Linked DNA regions of Homo sapiens: region 2 is linked to region 1. Evidence: chromatin contacts called from ENCODE Hi-C or POLR2A ChIA-PET data. All regions are on one chromosome and are shown on one strand. Each heading gives the region's core, a stretch centred on a gene start or an enhancer-like site at or near the end of the contact. The rest is flanking DNA. Distances are from core to core; before and after follow the strand shown. Region 1 has its middle 32 kb from the start of DEGS2. Region 2 overlaps EVL (Enah/Vasp-like).

Region 1 (7,630 bases), core at 1,650-4,149:
TGAGCAGCTGCATTGATTGAGTGCCTGCTGGGTGCTGAGCACTGTGCCACGAGCTCCAAGTATCCAGGAGGTCATTTCATCCTCACACTGGCCCAAGGAGAGCATACAGGTTACAGATCAGAGTCTAAGAGGTGGTAGACGAGGCAAGGAAACGTGTAGGTACTTGAAGGCTTTTTTTTTTTCTTTTTTTTGAGATGCAGTCTTGCTCTGTTGCCCAGGCTGGAGTGCAGTGGTATGATCTCGGCTCACTGCAGCCTCTGCTTCCTGGGTTCAAGTGATTCCCTTGCCTCAGCCTCCCAAGTAGCTGGGATTACAGGAGCCTGCCACGATGCCCAGCTAATTTTTTTTTTTTTTTTTAGATGGAGTTTCACTCTTGTTGCCCAGGCTGGAGTGCAATGGCGTGATCTCTGGCTCACCGCAACCTCCGCCTCACCGCAACCTCTGCCTCCCAGGTTCAAGCCATTCTCCTGCCTCAGCCTCCCAAGTAGCTGGGATTACAGGCATGTGCCACCACACCCGGCTAATTTTTTTTGTATTTTTAGTAGAGATGGGGTTTCTCCATGTTGGTCAGGGTGGTCTCGAACTCCCAACCTCAGGTGATCCGCCCGCCTCGGCCTCCCAGAGTGCTGGGATTACAGGCCTGAGCCACTGCGCCCAGCATGCCCAGCTAATTTTTTTTGTATTTTTAGTAGAGACAGGGTTTCACCATGTTGGCCAGGCTCATTTCGAACTCCTGACCTCAAGTGATCCACCCGCCTTGGCCTCCCAAAGTGCTAGGATTACAGGTGTGAGCCTGGCCTATGTGAAGGTTTATTTAAGCCCTCACCTCTCAGTGGTAGGCAGTGATTAGATAATACCTCAATGTGAAAAAATCAGTAACCATTAGTACTGTGTAAACCTGTCACTTCCACATATGGAGGTGAGAACCTGAAGAAACATCTAGAGGAGTACAAAGTGGCTGCCTCTTTGGGGAGGACCCAGGGTGGGCAAAGCAAGGCAAGGGACTGCCTTTTTTCATTGTAAGCCTTGTAGTTCTATTTGTCTGTTAAAAATATGTACGTGTTATTAATTTTATTGAAAAGAAAAGCTAAAGCAAAAAAGAAAAAAGGAAGAAAATGAAGGATCAAAGAGGTGAAGTAATTCGCCCAAGGTAACACAGGATTCAGAACTAAGTGTGTCTGAGTTCATATTTGGGATAGCCACAACCCTGCAGCCTTGCCCAGCCCTTGGCCTGATGCTGGAGTTGGGGTCTATGGGACCAGCCTCCAACCTTGAAGACAGATCACCTTCTGCTATGAAATGTTGCTGAAGTGAGAGCCTGTTGGAGACGTTCACCTGATGAGCCTTGATGAAACAGAAAGGACTTTTCACATGTCTGACCTTGCAGGCTGGTTTGTGGGGATTCAGTGTCCACCAAAGCCCCAGCCCAGTGCCAGCAAATCAGTAGAGTGTTGTCTAAGTCAGCGGCATTGTTTTGCGAGCCCATGGATGAGCTGTTCTCCAAGGTCAGCCACAAATGTGTCAGAATTCAAACCCAGGGCCTGGGGTTGAATTCAGGTCTCAGTAGCTGATGATCCTCAGCACAAATGGTGGGGCCAGTGCTGAGAAGTACATGGAGTCTGGAAAGTAAGGCCTGGTCTTGGCAATGTGGTGGAGGTGGGGCTGGATGGACCCTGGAGAGAGCAGCATGTGAAAGGCCCAGATGCATGGCCTGGGAGCTGACATGGGTCAGTGTAGCTGGAGAATAGAGCACAGGGTGGGAGAACCAGGAGGTTGCAGCCAGAGATGGGCAGAGGTGGAAGCAGGGCTTTGAAGGGCCTTGCAGGTTGCCATTGGCCCTGATGTCAGGGTAGCAGTGAAGGCCTGTGGCCATCACAAATGCCTGTCTATGCTCACCTTTCCCCTCCGCTTGCCTTCCCACCCCCACCCCCACCCCCGCCCCCGCAGGCGCTGACTCTCCCTTCCAGGGCCCTGCCCATCAGTTTTCACCAGCAGAGCTTCAGGCGCAAGGCTGCCTGGTATGAGGGTGCCCTCAGCTCCCCAGGCCTGTCCCCAAACAGTCCAGCTGGGGGACCCAGACAGTCATTCAGCCTCTAGGGGCCTCCACTGACTCCCCAGGAACAAAAGAGCCTTTGTGCCTCCCTCCCAGGGCTGCCATGGGCCTGAACATCAAGTAGCCTCTAAAGTACCTGGCAGGGGGCCTGGTACTCAGATGATGCCCAGGGATGTTACTTCCTAGCTATCGTCCCGCTCCTTGGTTTATATTAACACACAGGTATTAACGTGCCTTCTGTGAGCCACTCCTGCTTACTGGGGAGATACAGAGATGAAAAGTCAGTGGGTGTAGACAAGCAGATGGCAGCCCAGTGTGGGGTGGTCGGTGCCAGTAGGAGGAAGATGCACAGGGTATGAAGAAGCCCCAGAAGGCCCTTAACCCAACCCCAGCCGGGATTGCAAAGAACAGTCGGAGCAAGCGAGGGGGAGAGGAAGGGGGGAAAGGTCGTTCTGAGCAGAGGGCACAGCCTGGGTGAGTCTAGGCCGGCAAGGAGCACGTGGCAGGCCAGGGGGCCTGGCGGGAGGTCTGGCAAAGATTTGTGCCTTTATCCCCAAAAAGCCACTCCGGGGTGTGAAACACCGCCGCTAGGTGGAGAAGGGAGGCGAGAGCAGCGGCTCCAAGGCACCTGGGCGAAAGAGCGGAAGCGGCGCCGCTCAGGTCTCCGGCCCCGCCCTCTGGCCGAGGTGTCAGGCCTGACGCCCCGCCCACAGCTCGCTGAAGGGCTACGGGACGCGCGGGATGGGACTTTGCCTCCCTCGCTGGTTGGCCCGAGCCGAGGACACATGACACAGAGCGGCCAATCCCCGCGCCTCAGGGACCCATGCCCACTATTTCCGAGCCCGGCCCGCCTGATTGTCCCGCGCGGGAGCCGCAGGGAGACTGGTCGGCAGGGGGCGACAAAGGGCAACTTGAGCCGCCGGGACGCGGTTGTGGAGGCCCCAGGGCTGCCGGGCAGTAGCGATTTCCGGGACGGCCGGGCGGCCAAGTTCGGTGACCTTTCTATGGCGTGTGCGGTCGCCGAGGCCGCCCCGCGTCTGACATCCCCGGGGCAGTGGGCTCTCCTCGTGTGGCCTGGCGCGTGATTGCTGGCCCACCCCACTCTGCCAGGCCTCAGTTCCTAGTCTCTGAGGGTCTGGGCTTCTGCAGGGACGTAGGAGTTACAAAATGCCCCCTCCGCCCATGTCCCCCCATTTTTTGAGGTCTTGACCTCTACCTCCCAGAGCTCACGCTGCCTCCTCCAGGAAGCTTGTCCCGGAGCCCTGGGACGAGACTCGAGCCCCACCCCTGACCCCCGTGCTCTCGGGCCCACAAACAGGTCCCTGGGCCTTGACGCATGGCCATCTGGGGACCCCTGTCCCAGAACGCAGAGCCTGGGCAGAGCCCCCTCCCCAGCCATGGCCCCAGGTTCGTTGGGGGTCCTGAGGCTGGTAAAGGCCGCCTTTCGTCAGGCTGAGACCGTGAACTTGGCACGGGCCATCACCACCGACAGCTGACTAGTAGGAGATGCAAAGGGAGAGGACCCTGCCGAGGCCTGAGGTCCCCGTGAGGCGCGGGGGCTGGGGAGCCGAGAAGCCGACCTTGATGGAAGGCCGACCTTGATTAATTAAGGTATCTGGCAGAAGAAATTTATTTCTTTATCTTTTTTTTCTTTTCTTTTTTTTTTTCCCCTGACTTCTCCCACCCCGCCCTGAGCCCATCCGCATCTGGACTTAAGCCCTAGACCACTTCGGAAGTGGGTGGGTGGTGGGGGGAGGGGGGTGGTGATCATTTGCCAAGACATGTACAAAACAAAGTTTCTGGAAACAGGCTCTTCCAGAATTCAGCAGAGCCTGCTGGGAAGGCCACTCACCCCCTCGGGAACAAGGGTTTTGCCAAAAACACTGGACATGGAATTAAGCCTTACCGATTTATCTTGGTGATAGCCTCTCCCAGAGAAGGTCAGCTCTAAAAGGGAAGAAAAGTCTGTCCCCAGTTATAATTCTTTTTTTTCCTTTGAGACAGAGTCTCACTATGTTGCCCAGGCTCTAGTGCAGTGGCGCAGTCTTGGCTCACTGCAAGCTCCGCCTTCCGGGTTCAAGCGATTCTCCTGCCTCAGCCTTCCGAGTAGCTGGCATTACAGGCACCTGCCACCACGTCCAGCTAATTTTTTTGTATTTTTAGTACACACGGGGTTTCACCATGTTGGCCAGGCTGGTCTCAAACTCCTGACCTCAGGTGACCCGTCCACTTCAGCCTCCCAAAGTGCTGGGATTAGAGGCATGAGCCACCGCGCCCGGCCTGTTATCATTTTATTGAGTGTAGTATTTTATATTTTATTCCTTTAGCTAGTCAAGAAAAAAAAAGGAATAAAATATAAATCCAGGAGGCAGAGGTTTTGGTAAGCCGAGGTCGCGCCACCGCACTCCAGCCTGGGCAACAGAACGAGACTCCGTCTCAAAAAAAAAAAGCAAAAAACAAAAAAGACAGCCCGAGCGCGGGGCTCACGCCTGTAATCCCAGCACTTTGGGAGGCTGAGGCGGGTGGATCGCAAGGTCAGGAGATCGAGACCATCCTGGCTAACAGGGTGAAACCCCGTCTCTACTAAAAATACAAGAAATTAGCCGGGCGTGGTGGTGCACGCCTGTAGTCCCCGCTACTCTGGAGGCTGAGGCGGAAGAATCGCTTGAACCTGGGAGGCGGAGGTTGCAGTGAGCCAAGATCGTGCCGCTGCACTTCAGCCTGGGCGACAGAGCGAGACTCCATCTCAAAGAAAAAAAAAAAAAGAATAGACTAATCCATTTGTGGGTTAATAAATTAATGGGTTAGCATGTGAGTAGAACTACATACATGCCTGAGGGCTTGATGGAAGGCCGACCTTGATTAATTAAGGTATCTGGCAGAAGAAATTTATTTCTTTCTCTTTCTTTTCTTTTCTTTTTCTTTTTTTGAGAGAGAGTCTAGCTCTGTTGCCCAGGCTGGAGTGCAGTGGCACAATCTTGGCTCACTGCAACCTCTGCCTCCTGGGCTCAAGTGATCCTCTCACCTCAGCCTCCCAGTAGCTGGGACTACAGGTACATGCCACCATGGCTGGCTAATTTTTTATATTTTTAGTAGAGACGGGGTCTTGCCATGTTGCCCAGGCTGGTATGGAACCCCTGGGCTCAAGTGATCTTCCCACCTTGGCCTCCCAAAGCGCTGGGATTATAGGCTTGAGCCACCTTGCCTGGCCAGAAGAAATTTCTAAGTGTGAAGTGAAATAAAATATAGAGACAAATCTCTAAATTGAAAAAGTTTTATTTGAAAAGCAAGAATGGCAATTTGGGGCATATAAACAGACCAGGTAGTTTTCAGTATGTCTGAAGAACAAAGAGAAGGTTGGAGGTTTTATAAAAAAGAAATATTATGCATTGTTTTAAAAGGAAGTTCATGGCTATTAGTAAAGTTTTGGGGAGCTGACAAGCTCTGGTGAGCAATGATGATGCCGCAGGTAAAACTAGTCTTAGAGTTGCACCAGGTTGTTTCAGTAACAGGTGGGTAAACTGGTGTCATGTTACAGCAGGCAGTTTCAGCAGCCAGGTTTGCAGAGAATGACATTCTTGGAGCAATGTTATGTGACCCCAGTGCTTTTTCCTCCTGGCCTCTCAACTCTGTTTTAGTTGGGTCTGACAACAGTAACCTGGTTGTATGATCAACTTTCACATTAGCAAAACAGAGATGAAGCTGCATGATGACTTATACTAATAATTCTTTTTTTTTTTTTTTGAGACAGAGTTTCGCTCTGTCGCCCATGCTAGAGTGTAGTGGCATGATCTCCGCTCACTGCAAGCTCTGCCTCCTGGGTTCACGCCATTCTCCTGCCTCAGCCTCCCAAGTAGCTGGGACTACAGGTGCCTGCCACCATGCCTGGCTAATTTTTTGTATTTTTAGTAGAGACGGGGTTTCACCGTGTTAGCCAGGATGGTCTCGATCTCCTGACCTCGTGATCTGCCCGCCTCGGCCTCCCAAAGTGCTGGGATTACAGGCATGAGCCACTGCGCCCGGCCCTTTTTTTTTTTTTTTTGAGATGAAGTTTCACTCTTGTCACCCAGGCTGGAGTGCAGTGGCGTGAATTCAGCCAGTGCCACCACACCTGGCTGATTTTTGTATTTTTAGTAGAGATGGGGCCTCACCATGGTGGCCAGGCTGGTCTTGAACTCCTGGGCTCAAGTGATCCACCTGCCTCAGCCTCTCAAAATGCTGGGACTACACGCTGGGACATGGTGCCCAGCCCTGCCTAATTTATTTTAAAAAGGAATTTATTTCTTACAGTTACAGAGGCTGAGAAGTCCCAGGTCGAGGGGCCACATCTGGTGAGGGCCTTCATGTTGGTGGGGGCTCTCTGCAGAGTCCTGAGGCAGTGCAGGGTATCACATGGTGAGGGCTGAGCATGCTAGCCCACTCTCATGATAACCCGTCAATCCAATGGCACACTAAGCCCTCATGACCCAGTCACACCCTAAATGCCCTACCTCTCAATATTGCTACATTGAGAATTAAATTCGAACATGAATTTTTTTTTTTTTTTGAGACAGAGTCTTACTCCATCACTCAGGCTGGAGTGCAGTGGCGAGATCTTGGCTCACTGGAACCTCCGCCTCCCCGGCTCAAGTGGTTCTCCTGCCTCAGGCTCCTGAGTAGCTGGGATTACAGGTGCCCACCACCATGCCCGGTTAATTTTAGTGTTTTTAGTAGAGGTGGGGTTTCACCATGCTCACCAGGCTAGTTTTGAACTTCTGACCTCAAATGATCTGCCCACCTCGGGCTCCTAAAGTGCCGGGATTACAGGCGTGAGCCACCACGCCCGGTCTGAACATGCATTTTGGAGGGGACAAATATTCAAACCATAGCATTCTGCCCCTAAGTTCCCCAAAACTCATGTCCTTCTCACGTACAAATATAGTTATTCCATCCTCGTAGCCCCAGTGCTGTAACTAATTCCAGCACCAACTCAAAAGTCCAAAGTCCAGAGTCTCATCTGTAATCCCATGAAATCAAAGCAAGTTATCTACTTCCCAGATACAATGGTGGCACGGGCATAAGGCGGACACTCCCATTCAAAAGGTAGGAAGAGGCAACATGAAAGGAGGAACAGGCCCCTTGCAGGTCTGCAACCGGGCAGGGCAGACATTAAGGGTTAAAGCTGGAGAATGATCTCTTTGGACTCCATGTCCTGCACCCTGGATACACTAGGGCAGGTTGGGCCCGAGGCCCAGGCAGCCCGACTCCTATGGCTTTGCTGGGGGCACGTCTGGCTGTCTGGGTTGGAGTGCGGTGCCTGAGGTTTTCCCAGGTGGATGTGGCATGCTGCCCGGGCTCTGCAGTTCTGGGGGCCCACAGTGGTCCCACTCCCATGGCCACACTAGCCATTAGCCTGGTGGGGACTCTGTGCTGCAGCTCAGACCACACATTGCCTCTGGGCCTTGCTCTATGGGGGGCTCTCTGTGGTGGCTCTGCCCTTGTGACAAGTCTCTTCCTGGGTCCCCAGGCTTTCTTTTGCAATCTGGGTGGAGGCTGCCAAGCTTCACAGCTCTTGTGTTTTGCAAGTCTGCAGAATGA
Region 2 (7,630 bases), core at 2,541-5,040, 87 kb after region 1:
CAGAGAAGGATGCAATGGCAGGAAGTGCCAGGCTATGAGAGGCACACAATATGACATGGGCGCAAGCTGGGAGCTTGTTCAGTCACCAGACACCTCTGATGTGTCAGTCTCTCTTCAGGGCTCCCGAGACACAGAAACAGACACCTGCCCTCGAGGAGCTCACAGTCTAGACAAACAAACCCAGGGTCCAAACAAATGGGACACCAACAGTGTGCGAGGACTGGGAAGGGGTGCCTGAGGTCTTCTGGGGCACTGGGAAGGCTTCACAACAGCAGGGCAAAGGATGAGCAGAAGGTGACCAGGAGTATGGAGAGAACATGCATGAGGGCAGGGGCGGGGCCCCTTTAGACGCAGCCCAGGGAGGACAGACTGAAGAAGGACAAGAGAAGGTGGATGGGTTACAACCCCATTACAACACTTCAGGGGAGAGAGTGTCAGGGGAGAGACGGTGAGAATATGCAGTGCAGGTGGTGAAAATGGGAGCCAGTGAGTCAGAGGGACCAGGGGCTCAGGCCAATGCACAGCCTTCACTGCTGGACATGGTCCCACAGGACCTCGATGCTGAGCTGGGGCCTGGGCTGAGTCAGGAGACAGGGCTCCAGGCACGGCAGCCTCTGGGTCCTGGTGTGTTCCTGCAGCCAGGGATGGATATACTGAGAGCTTATAAGGCAGACGATGTGTGGGTTTTTGGGGTCCAGAGACAAAGAGGCCACTTTCTGAATTTCCAACCTGACTAGATTCATGCAGTGGGAATAGCAGGACAGGCCAAGTGGCAGCTGACTGTTAGGACAGAGGCAAAAATAAAGCCCCGTGGGAGTGCAGGAGGGAGTGCAAAGTCACAGGGAGCGGGGCGGCTGGGAAAGGCTCCATCTGTGGAGCCACATTCTGACAGGACGAGTGAGATTTTAGAAGTGTGGGGAAAAGTGAGAGGGGAAGAAGGGCCAGGGGCACAGGAGAGCCTGAGTAAGAGTGTGACTGACGGTGCGACTTGGGTAGCTGTTGGCATGGAGGCGTACAAAGGCCCTGCCTGATACAACATCTGGAGCCCTGGGGTGAGAACAGGGGTGGGTCAGCAAAGAGACATATCCGGCTTTCAGAAAGTGGCCGCCAGAGGGCAGCTGGGAGCAGGCAGGAGGCCAGGGGCTTGCCGTCCTGTTCCCCTCAGGCAGGGCCATGCTGGGCCTGCTTTCTCTCAGGTGGCACAAGGTGTCAAATGGCCTCGGCAGCCAGGGAGATGAAGACAGTCCAGTACTTCCTTCTCTTTAGGGGAGAAAGAGGTAATTTCCAATGGAAAGAGGTTTACAAGAAGCAAAATTCAGCCCCACCTCCAAGAGCTATGAGGTTTAACAACCTTCCACTCCCCTCCAAAGAGCACATGGAGCTGGGCCTGACTCTTCCCGGGAAGGTCTGCCTGTAAGTCCCTTTCCGGGGCTCTTTCTCAACACTGTGCTGAAGGTGCAGCCCCTGGGCCACTGGGCATCAATGAAGGACATAAGAGGTTGAAAAACTGGGAAAACATTTATTATCCAGCACCAGGAGCTTCATATTTTGAAATATACCAATGATGTTATTACACGCAAACCAAGTAGGAAAAGGACATACATTATGCTCCAAGAGCCAAAGAGAACAAGCACTTCATCCTGTGTTTTAATTCGCCCGGATTCCCACTAAGCTATGGGGTTTTCCTTTTTCTTTTCTTCAGAGTCCCACTGTATAAAGTCGATGAAGAACTACTCTGGTTGCATCAGGGCGAGGACCCTGGTATACCTTGGTGGACCCCTGGAACTCCTCAAAATATCCAGTTTGAAATCCACTGCATTCAACCCCCAAACTGCAAATAAACTTGCCTTTGACCACACATGCTTCTGTCCCACCCCCACCCAATCCAGCAGCAGGGGCACGTCTGACAAGATTTCATTAGTGAGAACCAAATGCGAAGAAACAGTCAAAATCCAGTTACTCAACCCTCTCCTCACCAGCACTGCTTTCCATGCACCTCGGCCCTCTTCCTAAAGCCTGGTCCTTTTCTGGTCCTTGGCCTGGAAAAAGTGATCTTTCATGAGGGAATGCTAGTGGAGGAACGTTGGGCGTGGCCATGGTTCTGCTCAGACTTGTCCTGTGGCCTGCACACATCCTCCCCCTCACTGGGTCTTGGTTTTGTCATCTGTAAATGTAAACCCAGTCTCATGACACCCAAGCCTCCTTCCCTGGCTCCCACTCACTGGCCCTACCCCGGCCTAGACTATCTGCCTTCTACACCAGCAGAGGCTTTGAGGGGGATTTTCTTTAAAATTCACTCCCACTATGTGGTCGAGTGCCATCAGCTTGGGGTCTTGCCTCAAGTGCCACCAGGGCCCTGCTCTCCTGGAGTAATGGGAGACGATGACACGATGACTCTAGTAAGTTCTGAGAGGACCTACAGTGGTTTAATGGAAAACTGCTGGATGTGGGGACAAAAAGAGGAGCAGCATGGGGCACGGCCCTGAAGGCCACATACCAGGCACCGGGCATCTTCGTGTCATGTGAACTGCCACGGGCCTGTGGTGTCATTCCACCTGCTGATGGAGGAGGTGACTTGCTCAGGGTCACACAGACCCAACGTAGCCCGGCTCCAGGACATGCACTCTTCCTGCTAGACCAAGCTGCTCCCACCACACTTCCAGGCACTGGAGGAGAAGAGGAGCATGTTCTCATCCTGGCTTCTCTTCCTGACTGGGTCATATCAGGAAGTGGTTTGGGCCAAGTACAAACTTCCTCCCTCTGGGGCTCAGTTTTCCTGGCTGTGAAATGAGACAGACACTGTGCTATCTCCATGGCACTGTTAAGCGACAACCAGGCAAGACACAGATGCAATGCAGGAAGGAACCAGCCCGAGTTTCACAAAACTTCAACCCTCTCAGGCCCGATGGTCCTCTTTTTATTATAATGTTTTGTAATGATCCTTGCATTATCCTGAAGTGAAATTCATAGATTACATAACCTACCTACCTAAATTCGGATATAATGCCTTACATGTACTGCAAAGGAGAGAGAAAAGAGAAGCAGTCTATAATAAAATGTGCATTACAACACATAAAGGGCCAGACCCAGCTACACTAGGAGACGGAGGCGGTCCACGCTTGCACCTACCCACAGACCCACTGGGAGTGCTGCTGCTGCAAATGGGATGTGACGAAGGGGAGGTCTATGGATGACTGAAACGTCACAGTGACGATGCTGGAGATAGGACTTTACGAAACAGAAAACAACTCTTGGTAAAGTTACAAACAAAATTAAGTATGATTTTCTTTTGACGGATGCAGTAGTCAAATTCCTAGAAAATTCAGCACATACTAAACCTGGTTAAAAAAATAAGTGCTTTTTCTTAAAACAGAGCAAGCTCTGGCTTGAGTTTTTCAACTGCATGTTTTGGTGGGACACGCAAGACAAGACTTCACTGCGCAGGATGATCCTGCACATTGCAATGTGCACCTGTCCCCGCTGTCCCCTAAATCGCCAACAGCTCTCCGTTTCCACTTTGTCTCTGGTGAGAGCTTCTTGTCTGGTCTGACACTGCCATTTCAGAGTCTAGAACATCAACACCTACAAAGAAGACAAAACGTAACTAAAGCCACATGCGAGGCAAAGGCTGAGTGGGGGCAAGAGCCTCCTCCCGGCTTGCAGGGCAGGTTCTCCCCCGACTCAAGGAAGCTCATGGACAGTCAAACTTTCTGCAGAGTTTCAGACACTGTGGCAGGGGAGGCATGTTCCCTATTCAGTTGGGATGTGGCCAAGCGGCTGCTGCTGCTACAACCACTACTACTTACTGCTAGTCACCATCACAGCCCTTCCTGCTTGTGCTAGGCTGTCTGTCTCAAATACTTCTACAGCCATCGTCCCCTTGGACTCTCATGCTGCGAGACAGACATGCCACGGATAACCACCTACATTTCACAGACGAAGAAACCAAGGTCCAAGAAAGGGAAATGAGTTGCCCAAGGCACATGCAAAGAAAGAGCACAGCCAGGTCTAGCACCCAGGTCTCTTGGTTACCTCAACACCATGACCTCTTACCAAGCAGATGACAGCTTACCCGGCACCCTGAAGGGCGCCTTGCCTGGCAAAAGACTGTGGAGGACAATCAGTACTCTGTCTTCCAAATGAGGATACTGAGGCTCGAAAATGTCACTAGACCTGATGAAGTCACACAGTCAGCAGATGGTGGGACTAGGGCAAGAGCCAGGCCTCCTGAGTCTCAGTCTGGAAGGCTAGAATTGGGGTCCCTGTTCTTAGAGGGTTGCTGAGATTCAAAAGGTGAAAAGGCTCATGCAGTTATCACACATATCCTGAGTCCCCGTGGTGTGTCGCCTCTGTACTTGTTCTAGAGAGGCAGGGATGACTGAGACAACACAGGTCCTGCTCCCAACAGGACTAGCGTGCTAGTAGGGATGCTGGTACCAAAGAGGTGTCCTGAATAAAACATGCTAAGTAGCATGATTGAGTAAACATGCAGGGCCAAGGGCACTGGCTGCAGCTGCCCAACAGGAGGCAGTAGATGGAGCAGCAAGGAGGTGGCCCTGGATGTTGGCATGACCGGCACAAGGTCTGACCCTGGGGCCCCGTGGCTCTACAAAGCCCTCTGTGAGGCCAGCTCCCATCCCTTCTTCTCCTTCAGCTACAGGAGTAGCTCCAAAAGTTAAAAAAAAAAAAAAAAAAAAAAAAAAGTAAAGAGAGGAGAAACTGGATTATATACCCCTAAAACCCTTCCTATCTTTAAATTCACTTGTGACTGCAGCTCAGCGGGGGATTATTTATCTACACATTTGATCTCACAGTGCCATGTTTCTTTCTCATGTTCCTGCAGTGATTCATCCAAGGAAACTCTTTCTCAAATAGGCACTCAGACTTCTGATAGTTCCAATAAAAATTATTATGAGGACTGGTAACTGTTATGACTATTTTTAATGCAGAACTACCTCATCCCCATCATAACGGGAGCTTTGCAGGGTTTATAAAAACCTTGCCAAGTTCTCTGAGAACTTTCTGAGGAGCAGAAAAACATCTTTTGCCCTGGGGCCCTCACACTAGTGTGGAGAGCTCCTTATTCCTTAGAATTGTCTCAAATAAACCAAGTGGCCACCTTCACCAATTAGGAGGCACAACCCAGAGAATAACTCATGCTTTGAGACAGTATTATCCACATAAATAACCAATTAATCCAATATGAGAAAAGGAGAAGCTAAAGCCAGAGATCTGATCAACAATGAAAGTAATGACTTTCAGCTTTCAGGACCAGATATTACAATAAAGAAAAAGAAAAGTAACGGCTGAAGGTCTGCCTGAGAGGAAGAAGATTTAAACCACCACCATCATAATAAATAGAAGAACTCAAAAGTCAAGTCCCCTGGGGCTGCTGAATGCAGAGGTAGACTATGTACTTGTCCCCGGCCCAGTGCCACCTGAAAAGGTCACAGTGGGTTTTAAAAAGACAGCAACTATTTACCAAACACTTACTTGGTGTTAGGAACTGTCCTGAGCACTCTAAAGGGATGATCACAGTTAGTCCTCAGAACAACCAACGGGCAGGTACAGGTCAGGCGACTGGGGCACAGGGAGATCAAGTAACTTGCTCAGAATAAGTACATATGCACACACACACGCTCACACGCACCCTCCTGCAGCACGTGCATGCATATACCCACAGCACACAGGGCCCTGGGTGCCGGGATGTGAAAAACGCAGAGAAAAGCACATACCTCCTTGCCCTCAGGAGCTTGTATCTATGCACTCAACACTCAACAGCTCTTTTGGGTCTGTGGATGCATCATGCACTGTGATGGGCGCTGGGATCCAATGGGGATCCAGGTCAGCTGCTGTGTCTCTGCCTCTCACAACAGCCTTGTGGGAGACCAAACAGCAGCCGGGCCTTAATGTTACAAAGTGGTGAATGGCAATGGGGAGCATGGGGAGCACATAGAAGGGGCGCCTCATCCTCACCTGGGGTGGGCATGGGGGGCCACAGAAGTCTTCCCAGAGAAAGGGAAACCCAGTAGGAGAGGAAAGATCAGTACATGAGCAGGCAAAATGAAGAGGAAATGGATAAAGAGAGGCAGAAACCAAGTGTCCCAGGAGGCCAAGCGGGGAGACAGAAGTTGAAGGAGGAGGAAAGCTTTGCTGAGAGAGCACTAGGCTGGATCCAGAGGGCTGGGGAGGATGTTGATAAGCAGAGATGGTAAGAAAACATTCCAGGGAGAGAACAATATTTGAAAAGCTTGGCATCCAATCCCTACAGGACGCTGACTTTTCTACATCTGTCCTTGGCTGTGTGCCTTTCTACTGTTTGCATATTTTTAGAAAACAAAAACACAAGCTCATCTGAAAGCTCCCTGTGTGCTCTTGTCACTTTTGGTATCCTTTTCCTTCAAAAAAAAAAAAAAACTCTCTGGGAAAATATAAAATGACAACCTCTTAAGCCCCAGAGCCACAGAATCTTGCCTCTGATTTGTGTCTTTTTTTTTTTTTTTTTGAGACGGAGTCTTGCTCTGTTGCCAGGCTGGAGTGCAGTGAGGCGATCTCGGCTCACTGCAACCTTTTTCTTCCGGGTTCAAGCGATTCTCCTGCCTCAGCCTCCCAAGTAGCTGGGACTAGAGGTGCACGCCACCAAGCCCAGCTAATTTTTGTATTTTTTCTTTTAGTAGAGACAGAGTTTCACCATGTTGGCCAGGATGGTCTTGATCTCTTGACCTTGTGATCCGCCCGCCTCAGCCTCACAAAGTGGTGGGATTACAGGCGTGAGCCACTGTGCCCACCCTTTATGTCCATTTTTAAAAGTAGGTGACAGTATGATGGTGGGTGCCAAGATCAGCAGGCAGCAGAGAAATACTCTGGTCAGAACTGCCCTTTAAGGAGAGAAGAGGAACGGGTGGGTAGGGGCCAGCATGGGAGAAAAACGCCAACCCTCCCTCTGGCACTTCTGGAGGAATCTAGGTCTCTTAGCTGCTAGCTCTCCCTTCCCCATCATTACACCAGATGGCGTCTCTTTCAGAAGCCAGACGAGGAAGAGCCAAGGAATCTGTGACCCACCAACATGGCTCTAGAAGCTAAACAAGAAGTTTCTCCAGCAGAAGGAAAGGTCCAAGGAATGACAAACACGAATAACAATAACAACTCCTAAAATGTAGACAATGTAGATGTCACCTGACAGCCAAGGAGGTGTACTTATCCTCTATCATGAGCCTGGAACATACCACATGACGTTAGGCTGCCTCCATTCATTTGTGGAAGGAAATACAAGGTTGCTTTGTCATTAGAGGATGCACGCACCTGGGGAGAGGGAAATTATGCAGATATAGCAAAAGGTGCAAGGAGGCTGTGTTCCTCTATGCTGCGCTGCACTTGTCAAAGGTACTGATAAAAATAACAGAAAAGATGAAATTGCCTACTAATGTATGCAAATGTTCACCCTTACCAGTAAGGAAAAATGCAAGTCAGACCGGGCATGGTGACTTACACCTTAATCCCAGCACTTTGGGAGGCTGAGGTGGGCGGATCACTTGAGGTCAGGAGTTTGAGACTGGCCTGGCCAACATGGTGAAACCTCGTCTCTACTAAAAATACAAAAATTAGCCAGGCATAGTGGTGGGCGCCTGTA

What was found. Hi-C counts contacts between places; a loop is a spot of excess contacts on that map. ChIA-PET counts read pairs that join two places held with the same protein, here RNA polymerase II (POLR2A). Pooled maps may share reads with other maps.
Region 2: a map of CD8-positive, alpha-beta T cell shows a loop between it and region 1 (13-fold over the local background). The contact joins two enhancer-like sites. A Hi-C loop is called at or near these places in 39 of 168 maps with a recorded cell type or tissue (B cell, CD4-positive, alpha-beta T cell, CD4-positive, alpha-beta memory T cell and 26 more), 26 of 37 single-sample maps with no recorded cell type and 39 of 50 pooled maps. POLR2A ChIA-PET finds 5 or more read pairs at or near these places in 8 of 52 experiments (CD4-positive, alpha-beta T cell, H1, MCF 10A and 5 more).

Annotation. Positions count from the first base shown.
Region 1 is chr14:100,188,265-100,195,894 of GRCh38, reverse strand. No RefSeq gene overlaps it. Among named protein-coding and RNA genes, the nearest start is that of DEGS2, 32 kb to the right of the region's middle. RefSeq lists silencers at 2,034-2,123, 2,714-3,033. Within about 2 kb of position 2,899, at least 31 of the 41 ENCODE cell types and tissues checked have a DNase peak (open chromatin) inside an H3K27ac peak, as active enhancers do; they include CD4-positive, alpha-beta T cell, CD8-positive, alpha-beta T cell, dorsolateral prefrontal cortex and 2 more, where a contact is called at or near this core.
Region 2 is chr14:100,101,976-100,109,605 of GRCh38, reverse strand. The region is part of intron 3 of EVL (Enah/Vasp-like); the gene reads right to left. MIR151B (microRNA 151b) reads left to right here and starts at 92; the gene lies at 92-187. Within about 2 kb of position 3,790, at least 12 of the 41 ENCODE cell types and tissues checked have a DNase peak (open chromatin) inside an H3K27ac peak, as active enhancers do; they include CD4-positive, alpha-beta T cell, CD8-positive, alpha-beta T cell, dorsolateral prefrontal cortex and 2 more, where a contact is called at or near this core.